Regions from separate parts of the Homo sapiens genome. Here region 2 is linked to region 1. A link is a loop called in an ENCODE intact Hi-C map of the cell type or tissue named here. Cell type or tissue: lower leg skin. All regions are shown on one strand. Links, peaks and the distances in the headings refer to the core of each region. The heading gives the core; the rest is flanking DNA. Region 1 overlaps LOC105371814 (a long non-coding RNA gene). Region 2 holds the start of PRAC1 (PRAC1 small nuclear protein).

Region 1 (5,655 bases), core at 656-5,655:
GAGATCGCGCCATTGCACTCCAGCCTGGGCGACAGAGAGTGAGACTCCATCTCAAAAAAAAAAAAAAAAAAAAAAAGAGTAATGGAAAGCCCATCCTTAAGCTTTTGTAGGATACATGGTGGCCCAGCCAAAGACTGGATTTAATAGCCCTCCTTGCAACTAGTTGTGGCCATGAAACTAAGTTCTGGCCAATGGAAGGTGAGCAGTAGGGAGCTGTGCAACTTCTAGATCCCATGCTTAGAAGGAAGAAAGTTGCTTGCTCTTCATTTTTCTCCTTCCTGCTGATTGAGAAGTGGTAACACCTGGTGTAGCCACCTTAGCCACAGAGATGGAAGCCACATGTTGAGGATGGCAGAGTCACTCTGAAAACCCCGGGCTGCTCACCTCTTACTGCTACATGAAAAATAAATGATCTTCTTTCGGATCTATCTTACCTAAGCCCCTGGATTCTGGTGCCTCTTTGTTATAGCAGATTACCATGTACCTTTAATTAATGCAGCATGTTTTTTAAAAATAATCCTTTCCTGTTAGAAAAGTGGGCAAAAGGCATTAGGTGATGGTTTACTCACACAAAAAAGGGCTACAAATGGCCTTTACATATGTGAAAATATGCTGAACTTCACTTAGAAGAGAAATGCAAGTTAAAACCACACTATGAGACTATTTTACATTAATCACATTGGCAGAAATTCAAAGGCTCAACCATACACTCTGTGGCAAGGCTGTGTGGGAAATAGGTATTCTCATAGTTGGCTGGTGGGAGTGCAAAATAGACCAGGCGCAGTGGCTTACGCCTGTAGTCCCAACACTTTGAGAGGCCAAAGTGGGAGGATCGCTTGAGGCCAGGAGTTCCAGGCTGCAGTGAGCTATGATTGCACCACTGCACTCTAGCCTGGGCAATAGAGAAAGACCCCAACTCTAAAAAAATAAAAAATAAAAAAAAAAAAACAGAAGAAAATAAACGTATCAGAATTGGCACTATCTTCCTCCAAGAGGGCAAAAGCTTGTCCCCTTGCTCCATGAGGGGAGTATTTCATGCTCTGGAGCTCCCCATGGGCTCAGGCTGCATCTGATCTCCAAATGAGATCAGATCCTTACTTCCCCTTTCCCCGTTTCCCCCGCTTCCCTTATGTCCTGCTCCGGAGAACAGTCTGTCCATCAATCACTTGCACAAGCATCCCGGTTTCAGGCTATGCTCTAGTGAACCCAGCCTAAGATACATGACGCTTACTAACCAGTCAGTAGCAAGGAAACGGAATGGCCAGCACTCGCTTCAGGCTCTGCCTCTGTGTGAGTTGCTGACACACAGAACATCGCAGAGGAGGAACACCGGGCCCAAACCGGTGAGTGATTAAGAAGAAGAAAACATGGTTCTTGGTAAGGCAATCAAACTAACAGAGGTGCTCTGGAAAGTCACACTCTTGGGGGAAGAAAAGAAGTAACCCTTGACCAGGCGCATGGGCTCACCCCTGTAATCCCAGCACTTTGGGAGGCCGAGGCAGGCGGATCACCTGAGGTCAGAAGTTCGAGACCAGCCTGGCCAACATGGTGAAACCCTGTCTCTACTAAAAATACAAAAATTAGCCGGGCGTGGTGGTGGGTGCCTGTAATCCCAGCTACTCGAGGCTGAGACAGAAGAATCGCTTGAACCAGGGAGGCGGAGGTTGCAGTGAGCTGAGATCATGCCACTGCACTCCAGCCTGGGTGACAGAGTGAGACTCCATCTCAAAAAAAAGAGAAAGAAAACTGCAAGATATTTTCTTTGTTTTTGTTTTCAGACAGGGTCTCACTCAGCTGCTCAGGCCGGAGTGCAGTGGCACGATAATAGCTCACTGCAGCCTTGATCTCCTGGGCTCAAGCGATCCTCCCACCTCAGCCTCCTGAGGCCCGGCTTTTTTTTTTTTTTTTTAAGTAGAGATGAGGTCTTGCTATGTTGCCCAATATGGTCTCAAAATCCTGAGATCAAGTGATCCTCATGCTTTGGCCTCCCGAAGTGGTAGGATTAAAGGCGTGAACTACTGCATCTGGCCAGATCTTAGCTGTTGGAATAAGGGTATTGATTCATTAATTCAATAATTTACTAATCGAGCACCTACTCCATGCCAGGTACTATCCTAAGCACAGTGAACAAAACAGGCAAAGATCCCTGCCCTCAAGGAGCTTAAATTATAGAAAGAATAAAGATGAAAAATACAGTAGTAAACATAACAAATAATGATATGGGTAAGAAGTTCATAGAGACTAGGGAAGAGACAATTGCAATCTTAAATAGGGAGATCAGGCAGGTCTCACCGAAAAGGCAAGATTTGAGCAAGACATGAAAGAAACTAGGTGCTGGGAGCGGTGGCTCACGCCTGTAATCCCGGCACTTTGGCAGGCTGAGGCGGGAGGATCACCTGATGTTGGGAGTTCGAGACCAGCCTGACCAACATGGAGAAACCCCGTCTCTACTAAAAATACAAAATTAGCTGGGCGTGGCGGGCCTGTAGTCCCAGCTCCTAGGGAGGCTGAGGCAGGAGAATCGCTTGAACCTGGGAGGCAGAGGTTGCGGTGAGCTGAGATTGCGCCACTGCATTCCAGCCTGGGAAACCAGAGCGAAACTCCATCTCAAAAAAAAAAAAGAAAAGAAAAGAAAAAGAAAAGAAAAACCCAAACCTCGGGTCTCTCCAAAGTAGCTCCCACTGAGCTCCCTCTGCTGGACAAATGTGAAATTGCTTCCCTTTTTAAAGATAATCTACCGATAGTTGTGGAATGCAACAACCATGTAAGACTAACCTTCCAAAATGGATTAGAGGCCCGGTGCGGTACTTTGGGAAGCCGAGGCGGGCGGATCACTTGAGGTCAGGAGTTCGAGACCAGCCCGGCCAACATGGTGAAACCCCGTCTCTACTAAAAATATAAAAATCAGCCAGGCGTTGTGGTGCACGCCTGTAATCTCAGCTACTCGGGAGGCTGAGGCAGGAGAATCACTTGGACCCAGGAGGCGGAGGTTGCAGTGAGCCAAGATCCAGTCACTGCACTCCAGCCTGGGTGACAGAGTGAGACACTCCCGTCTCAAAACAAATAAACAAAAAAGTGGATTAGGGGAGAAAGGCTCCCATGAGACACCTCCACCCCCATTATTCACCATCCATACCCTGGGGCTAAGGCCCTTAACTGGAGAGGAACTGGGATGGATGAAAGCACCCCCCACCCCGGGCCAGGCGCAGTGGCCTGTAATCCTGGCACCTTGGGAGGCCGAGGCCCATGGATCTCTTGAGGCCAGGAGTTAGTTCGAGACCAACATGGCAAAACCCCGTCTCTAAAAAAAAAAGAAAGAAAGAAAAGAACCCCCCCAAGCAAGCCTTGCTCTGAATCCTTACCAGGCCTGGAAATTCTCAAAGAAGACAAGCTTCCTGGTTTGAGTTTTTTAGCAGTGACTCCCGCTAAATGAAATGCTCAAGCCATCAGGTGTTTTAGGAATTGTAGCACCAGGAAGAAACAATACATAGTGCTGGCCAACCGAGGCCTGAGATTTTTTTAAAGCCAATGTTGCAGGAAGACAACCCCAGACAGACATACAAAAGATTCCCGCAATCGTAGGAAGTGGATGGCTCAAACTGCACAGTTCCCAACAGGAAACCCTACTCATTGCTTGTCTTTGGAGCATTCCTGAAGGATGCTTGTTATACAAGGGAAGTCTTCCAAACAGGTAGACCATAGGGACCAAAGAACTCACTGTCCAGGAAGTGAGTTACATAAAAACGAGGCTTGTGAACTTTGTTGGTTCTGTCATTGGCTGCTTCTATCATCTACCTGTACAGCCTTGTCCAGCAAGACACAACACAGCTCCTGGACCAATGGCCAAGTATGGTGCTTCCTTGGAGGTGTCCCTTTTCTTAATGGTAGCTATTGTGAATGTCTCTTTTTTTTTCCTCCCACTATTGCATATGAGTAGTGATTAATAGTAGGTATTGCCAATCAATTAAAATTGGGAAATTGTAATGGTCAGTAATATATAAGGAAATATACCTTAAAATTGATACTACATATGTGTGTATATTTAGGAATATTTTGTGTTCGAAAAATTCAATGAACCAATAAAATTAGATTAACATGTCTTGGTCACTAAAATGCTGGCAGGTGCAAAACTGATTATAGAAATAAATTGGGAGGCCAGGCGCGGTGGCTCATGCCTGTAATCCCAGCACTTTGGGAGGCCAAGGCAGGTGGATCACGAGGTCAGGAGTTCAAGACCAGCCTGGCCAAGATGGTGAAACCCCATCTCTACTAAAAATACGAAAATTAGCCAGGCATGGTGGCAGACACCTGTAATCCCAGCTACTCGGGAGGCTGAGGCAGCAGAACTGGAATTGCTTGAACCCGGGAGGTGGAGGTTGCAGTGAGCTGAGGTTGCACCATTGCACTCCAGCCTGGGCGACAGAGCAAGACTCCATCTCAAAAAAAAAAAAAAAGAAAGAAAGAAAAGAAATAGATTGGGCTGGCCGGGAGCGGTGGCTCATGCCTGTAATCCCAGCACTTTGGGAGGCTGAGGCAGGCGGATCACGAGGTCAAGAGATGAAGACCATACTGGCCAACATGGTGAAACCCCGTCTCTACTAAAAATACAAAAATTAGCTGGGCATGGTGGCGCATGCCTGTAGTTCCAGCTACTCGGGAGGCTGAGGCAGGAGAATCGCTTGAACCCAGGAGGCAGAGGTTGCAGTGAGCAGAGATCGCACCCTTGCACACTAGCCTGGCAACAGAGTGAGACTCCATCTCAAAAAAAAGAAAGAAAAGAAAAGAAAAAAGAAAAAGAAAGAAAGAAAATAAAAGAAATAGATTGGGCTGGGTGCAGTAGCTCACACCTATAATTTCAGCACTTTGGGAGGCCAAGGCAGGAGAATTGCTTGATCCTAGGAGTAGTGAGACCAGCCTGGGCAAGATAGTGAGACTCAGTCTCTACCAAAAAATTAACAAACTGGGTGTGATGGTGTATGCCTGTGGTCCCAGTTACTCAGGAGGCTGAGGTGGGAGGAATGCCTGAGCCTGGAAGGTCAAGGCTGCAGTGACCCATGATTGTGCCACTGCACTCCTGCCTGGTTGAAGGAGCAAAATCCTGTCTCAAAAAAAAAAAAAAAAAAAAGGCTGTACCATTTGACTGTTTTTTTTTTTGAGACGGAGTTTTGCACTGTCACTAGGGCTGGTGTGCAGTGACACAATCTCAGCTCACTGCAACCTCTGCCTCCCGGGTTCAAGCAATTCTCCTGCCTCAGTCTCCCGGGTAGCTAGGATTACAGGTGCCTGCCACCACGCCCGGCTAATTTTTAAATATTTTTAGTAGAGACAGAGTTTCACTATGTTGGCAAGGTTGGTCTCAAACTCCTGACCTCATGATCCACCTGCCTTGGCCTCCCAAAGTGCTGGGATTACAGGCGTGAGCCACCACGCCCAGCCCATTTGACTTTTTTTTAAAGACAGGGTCTCGCTCTGTTGTCCAGGCTTCAGTGCAATGGCAAAATCATAGTTCACTGCACCGTCAAACTCCTGGGCTCAAGCAATCCACCCACCTCAGCCTACCAAATAGCTGGGACTGCAGGCCTGTACCACCACGCCCCACTAATTTTTTGTAGAGATGGGGTCTCACTATGTTACCCAGGCTGGTCTCAAACTCCT
Region 2 (5,000 bases), core at 1-5,000, 160 kb before region 1:
CAAACCAAATTAGGTTGTGTATAACTAGGTTGAGGGGAAGGGGAACAAAAAGTAACTATTAACAGTGGTTAAAAATTATAAAACATACACGTTGAAACAATTTTTTTAATTTAAAAGGGGCTGTTTATAAAAAAGTTTTAAAAGTAGCTCTGTGTTTTAAGACCCGTGTTCTACTTGCTGCGATCGGGATAGTTTTTTTTTCCACTTTGAGGCTCTTTTTTTTTTTTTTTAAGGGGCAGGAACATCATTTTGCATCAGGCCCTGTAAAAAAAAAAAGGGGGGGGGGGTGGGTAGGAACCAGGATGTTGGGGAAAATTATTTCAATGTGTTGAGTCTGAAGCTTTTTGGAAAGCAATGTAGATGTGATCTCGTTTGCTCTGAATCGAATTCCACAGAAACCGCTGTGCCGAATACTGCAAATCCTTAACTTTCATAAACGCCGGCACCGAACTCAACGCAAAACTACCCAAGTGCCAAAGACCATTTCTGGGAAGCTCATTCCATGAGACCTTCGCATTTTTCCAAATCAAAGGCTTCCCTTCGGATCTAATTATTTCTCCTCTACAGGGCTGCGGGAGGGGGAGGGGATGTGAGACTAGGGCAACAGATTAAGATTGAAAGTCCTTTCTCGCAGCTTCATTTTCGCCCCCACACTGTCCCAAATGCTTAGAACCCTCCTCGTCAGAATGGGAACGGTGCCCCCGCTTGTCCTAAAAGACACAGACCAGGTCCGTGAACTTGACCCAGGCGCCCACGCCTCTTTTCCCCGAAGGTCAGACAAAGGCAGAAGGGTTGGCTGGATTCTTTCCCGGGCCGCGAAGGCCTGGGGATCGCAAGTTGAGGAGGAGAAGACCGCAAACCCCTTTGGTTCAAGCAAGCTCTGCGGCAGGTAAAAGGCAAATTGGTGGGGACGGGTAGGACAGGGAGAGCATTATCTGGCTAACTCCCGCAGGCCTCTTCCGATTTGTCGGCGGGGACCTGACTCCCTGCGGTGTCTCTGGCCCCAAATACGGAGGCCAGGAGCTTTTCGTTGTCTCGCCCGATTTGGTATCTTATTAGCCGGTGTCGCTGAGCCGCGGGGGACTCCCGGCTGGAAAGGAAGCCCTGCGCTCGAAGCGCCCCACGCCAGACGGAGTGGCCCCTGCGCCTCCCCGCGCGCCGGCGCGCCCTGTTCACCTTCGACTGGATGTTACCGAGCCAGGGAGAGACCCGGAGATCGAGTGTTTGATCTTCCCTTGCTCCAGGATCCTGAATTCTTTAAACACACTCGCACGCGCTCGCACACAAACACACACACACACACACACACACACACACACGCACACGCAGCACTACTACCGTCTGAGCAGGCCGCTCCTCGCAGCCTCCGCAGTCGGCGGGTCGCCTGGAAAGACGCGCCGGTTTCCCGGGTCGGATGGCTCTCCAGGCCGCTATTTCCTCCGCCACCGAGTAGGGAGACGCCCCATTTGCGAAGTTTAAGTTTCCAGGTCCTGGGAAGGCAGCTGGGAAACCCGCGGGGCTCGGCAGCCGCCCTGGTAGCAGCCAGGGATCGGATAGCGCGGCGGGCGACAGCCCCCCGGATAACCCCGCCGAGGGAGGGGCGCTTGTAAAACCGAGCGGCGACGGCCTCGTTACGACCGACTCGAACATTCTCTAATAAATCATCGGCCTTAGCTAGTATTCGTTTGTGTACGCATCTGTTTATCCTGATTATTAAAATAAATTAAGGATTAGACTGCCTAGAATAAGGTAAACGAACATGAAATGCCAAGGAGGAAAACAGAAAAAGTTACACCATGTCGATCCCGACCAAAACATTGGCCTGACTTGCCGGATGGCCTCAAGAATCCGGCTTTTAGCTGCAGGCCCGGCGGGTGTTCCCCGGAAGGCAAGGATTGGAAGCTCTTTGATAAAGCCGCGCGAGGCCCGGTTTCTCGCGTTTCGGGTCGCTCCACAGCCCCCTCCGCCCTTCCCCTCCACCCCTCCGCGTCTCGGCCTGGCTCCGGAGGGGTGAAGGAATGTTTATAGCCTGACTCAAGTTCAATGACAAAAACCTGCCTGGAATGGGAGGTGCGGCGAGCTTCAGCCATCAACATGACAAAGGCTGGACGCAGGTCTCGGGCGGGGGCGACGGGCTGGGCCCACCTAGAGATGGGGAGCTGAGGGCCCACAGGATGGGTACGGACCCCGCAGACCAAGAGCTGCCTCTCTGCCCTCAGCCTGGGGTCTGCGGAGTTTGGCGAGTAGTGCGGGTGTGTGCCCGCCTGGATGAGGGTAAGGCGATCAGCCTCTGAGTGGGCAAGGGGACGTCTGATTACTGCCCAGGCTTCGCCTGGGGGTCCAGGACCCTGTGAGATGCCCCTGCTCTCTGCCTGGCCAGCTCTAGCTCACCCGGAGTAAGGATCCGCACCGTCCTTCTATCCACCGCGACCTGCATTTTCTGGCCTCCTCCGAGTTTTGTTCACATCTTCCCTCCCGGATTTGATATTCCAAGCATCTTCTCCAGGGAAGACTCCCAGAAGCCTTGCTTGTCTGTGTGTGTGTGTATCTTTCTCTTTCCCTGTTCCCCGTCCTGTTCCCCATTTGTTCTGATTGTAGTCATTTGGTCATGGAATAAAATCCTCTGGCCTCAGGTCACATATGGGGAAGCTGCAGACCCAAGATTTACCAGCATAGGAGTCAGGCCTGGTGGGAAGGGAGAGCATATTTCCAACTCTTTCCTCCTGTCTTCCACCCCTAGTGGAAGATTTTGCATACTCAATTAATGAGTAGTTGGTTGACAAAAATGTCCACACGTGTTTAATCCCCTGTTTGCATATATGCAGATCTGTCCAGTGCCTGAGGAGGGGCTGGGTCTAGGGTGTTTGGGTGCACCTGTGTGATCTCAGCTGGGTGACTCCGGATGGAAGCAGGTGCTTGTTAGTGTCTGAAGGGCCTTGCAGGGAGAGGTATGTTGACAATAGAGGAGTCCCTGGGCTTTCTATTTTTTCAGTTGGTGGTAGAGGTTAAGCGCTCCTGTTTTGGGACCCAGATCAAGTAACTTACCCTCTTAGTTTCAATTTCTTTAGGTTATAAAGTGCTCACTCAATTGTGGGTTTTGTCATTATGGGAGGGGGAACTGGCAGGGAAGGAGCCAGCTGTGGGGAGAAGAGAGTTAGGTGAGTCCTGAGTGTTTTTGTGGATTACTGTGCCCACCCCAAGACCAATGACTTGGCAATATCAGTGGTTGGCTGAAGATGTGAGCATGTGGTCCCCAGCCTGCTTCTGTACTGGACCCAGAGCCCCTGTGCGCACACATGCCTGCTGTGGCATTGATCCCACACTTGGCAAGGCAGAGCTTCTGAGAGGGTGCAGGAAAGGGAATAAGGAAGCCAGGGGCCCAGAGAAAAAGGTGCAATTATTATTATTATTATTATTTGTCACAGAGTCTCACTCTGTCACATAGGCTGGAGTGCAATGGCATAATCTCAGCTCACTGCAACCTCCACCTCCCAGGTTCGAGCAATTCTTGTGCTTCAGCCTCTTGAGTAGCTGGAATTACAGGTGTGAGCCACCATGCCCAGCTAATTGTTGTATTTTTAGTAGAGACAGTTTTCACTATGTTGGCCAGGCTGATCTCAAACTCTTGGCCTCAAGTTATCTGCCCACTTCAGCCTCCCAAAGTGCTGGGATTACAGCCATGAGCCACTATGCCTGGCCCGTTTTTATTTTTTTAAGGCCCAGAGCTTTTGCCTTAAGGATGAGTTAGTTTAAAAAAGAAAAATTGTTATAATCACAGTTAACTTTCACCCAGTTTCCTTTTTTAAAAAAATTTTATTGTATAAATAGAGACAGCGTCTTGCTACATTGCCCAGGCTGGTCTGGAACTCCTGTGCTCAAGGAATCTTCCTGCCTCGGCCTCCCGAAATTCCAGAATTACAGGCTGAGCCATCACTCCTGGTCTCGCCCAGTAGATGTTTCAAAGTAGATGTTTTCTAAAATATTTTACAATATTTACAAATTTTAAATAATAATAACGTTATCAATATTAATTTTGCTTATGCCAGGACTCCATCCCATTGGAGACAAACATTAAGTCTTATGGCAGACCTTACAGCGGGTGCTAGTTCCCACTCCCAAGCCTCTCCCCCGCCTAGGTCCTGCAGGTCCCGCGTGCTGCGAAACATTTTCTTTGTCCCTTTCTGCCCAGGGCGGCTGCCGGTCTCTCCAGGAACCGCGAGTAGGTGCTCCCGCCAGGTGGTATCGGTGAAAGCCTGCTGCTCACCCTTCCCTTGTTTCCCAAAACTTCTGAAGGCTCCCAAATTCCTGGGAGACCCTCTCCCAGGGCCTCCTGATGCAGCTACCATACTGAGCGATCCGTCGATAACGCCCTTGGCCCACCGATCAGTTTACCTTATTAGAGAGAAAAGCACTCTTGGAGGTAGTAAGATGGGCCGGTCCTTGATCTGAGAAATGGGCGCACAACATCGCTGTTCTCTCTGCAAAGGTGGGGACCAGAATCCAGCTTGCCTGACCTTGCAAGCAAGCATCGGCCTAAAGGTTTCAGCCTCCCAGTGGCGCTCTGTTTGCACGCCTTAGGCTAGGAGAGGAAGGACGGGAGCACAGCACTGGGTGCCCCTCTCCCTGTAGAGTCTGGGGCGGGGCTCAGTAAGAAGGCCTGCGGTTGGTGGCTCCCCACCTCATAGCTGCAAGTAGGGGCGAAAGCTGGAGTGTCTCCTCCCAGCAGCCTCCTCGCCTCCCCGCAAACCTCCGAATCTCCCTGGACCTCCTGGTTGCTGTGGCCCTTCCTCCCCTGATTGGCTTCCTCCCTCTTTCCCAAGGCCAGAGAAGTCCTCTCTTCCCCTCACCTTCCTCCCTCTTCCCATAAAACTTTTAGGAAAATGGGGGCGGGGGCGGTGGAGACCACCAGCCTGGAACTTCAAGTTCAATGGCAAAGTCCCTGACCCTCCCCCCAGGCTGGGCGCCAGCATTATTCTAGGGGCGATTAAACTCTTTTGCTG

What was found. Hi-C counts contacts between places; a loop is a spot of excess contacts. Peaks named below come from ENCODE experiments on the same cell type or tissue, not always from the same donor. Only the 100,000 strongest peaks of a DNase experiment are listed, where the experiment ranks them.
Region 2: a loop joins it to region 1, with 5 times the contacts of the local background. A loop is called at or near these places in 80 of 110 quality-filtered maps.

The regions. Positions count from the first base shown.
Region 1 is chr17:48,882,157-48,887,811 of GRCh38, forward strand. All of the region lies in intron 2 of LOC105371814 (a long non-coding RNA gene), which reads right to left. Among named protein-coding and RNA genes, the nearest start is that of ATP5MC1, 7.8 kb to the right of the region's middle. In lower leg skin, for the core only: a CTCF peak has its summit at 2,701 (motif pointing left); no DNase peak of the experiment used is centred there.
Region 2 is chr17:48,717,926-48,722,925 of GRCh38, forward strand. PRAC1 (PRAC1 small nuclear protein) reads right to left here and starts at 4,593. Exons shown (of 2, transcript NM_032391.3): 1 at 4,393-4,593; 2 at 3,794-3,974. The coding sequence starts at 4,467. The coding sequence ends at 3,876. It also overlaps a transcript of PRAC2 not described here. RefSeq lists an enhancer at 4,539-5,000. In lower leg skin, for the core only: no CTCF peak of the experiment used is centred there; DNase peaks (open chromatin) are centred at 713 and 1,886.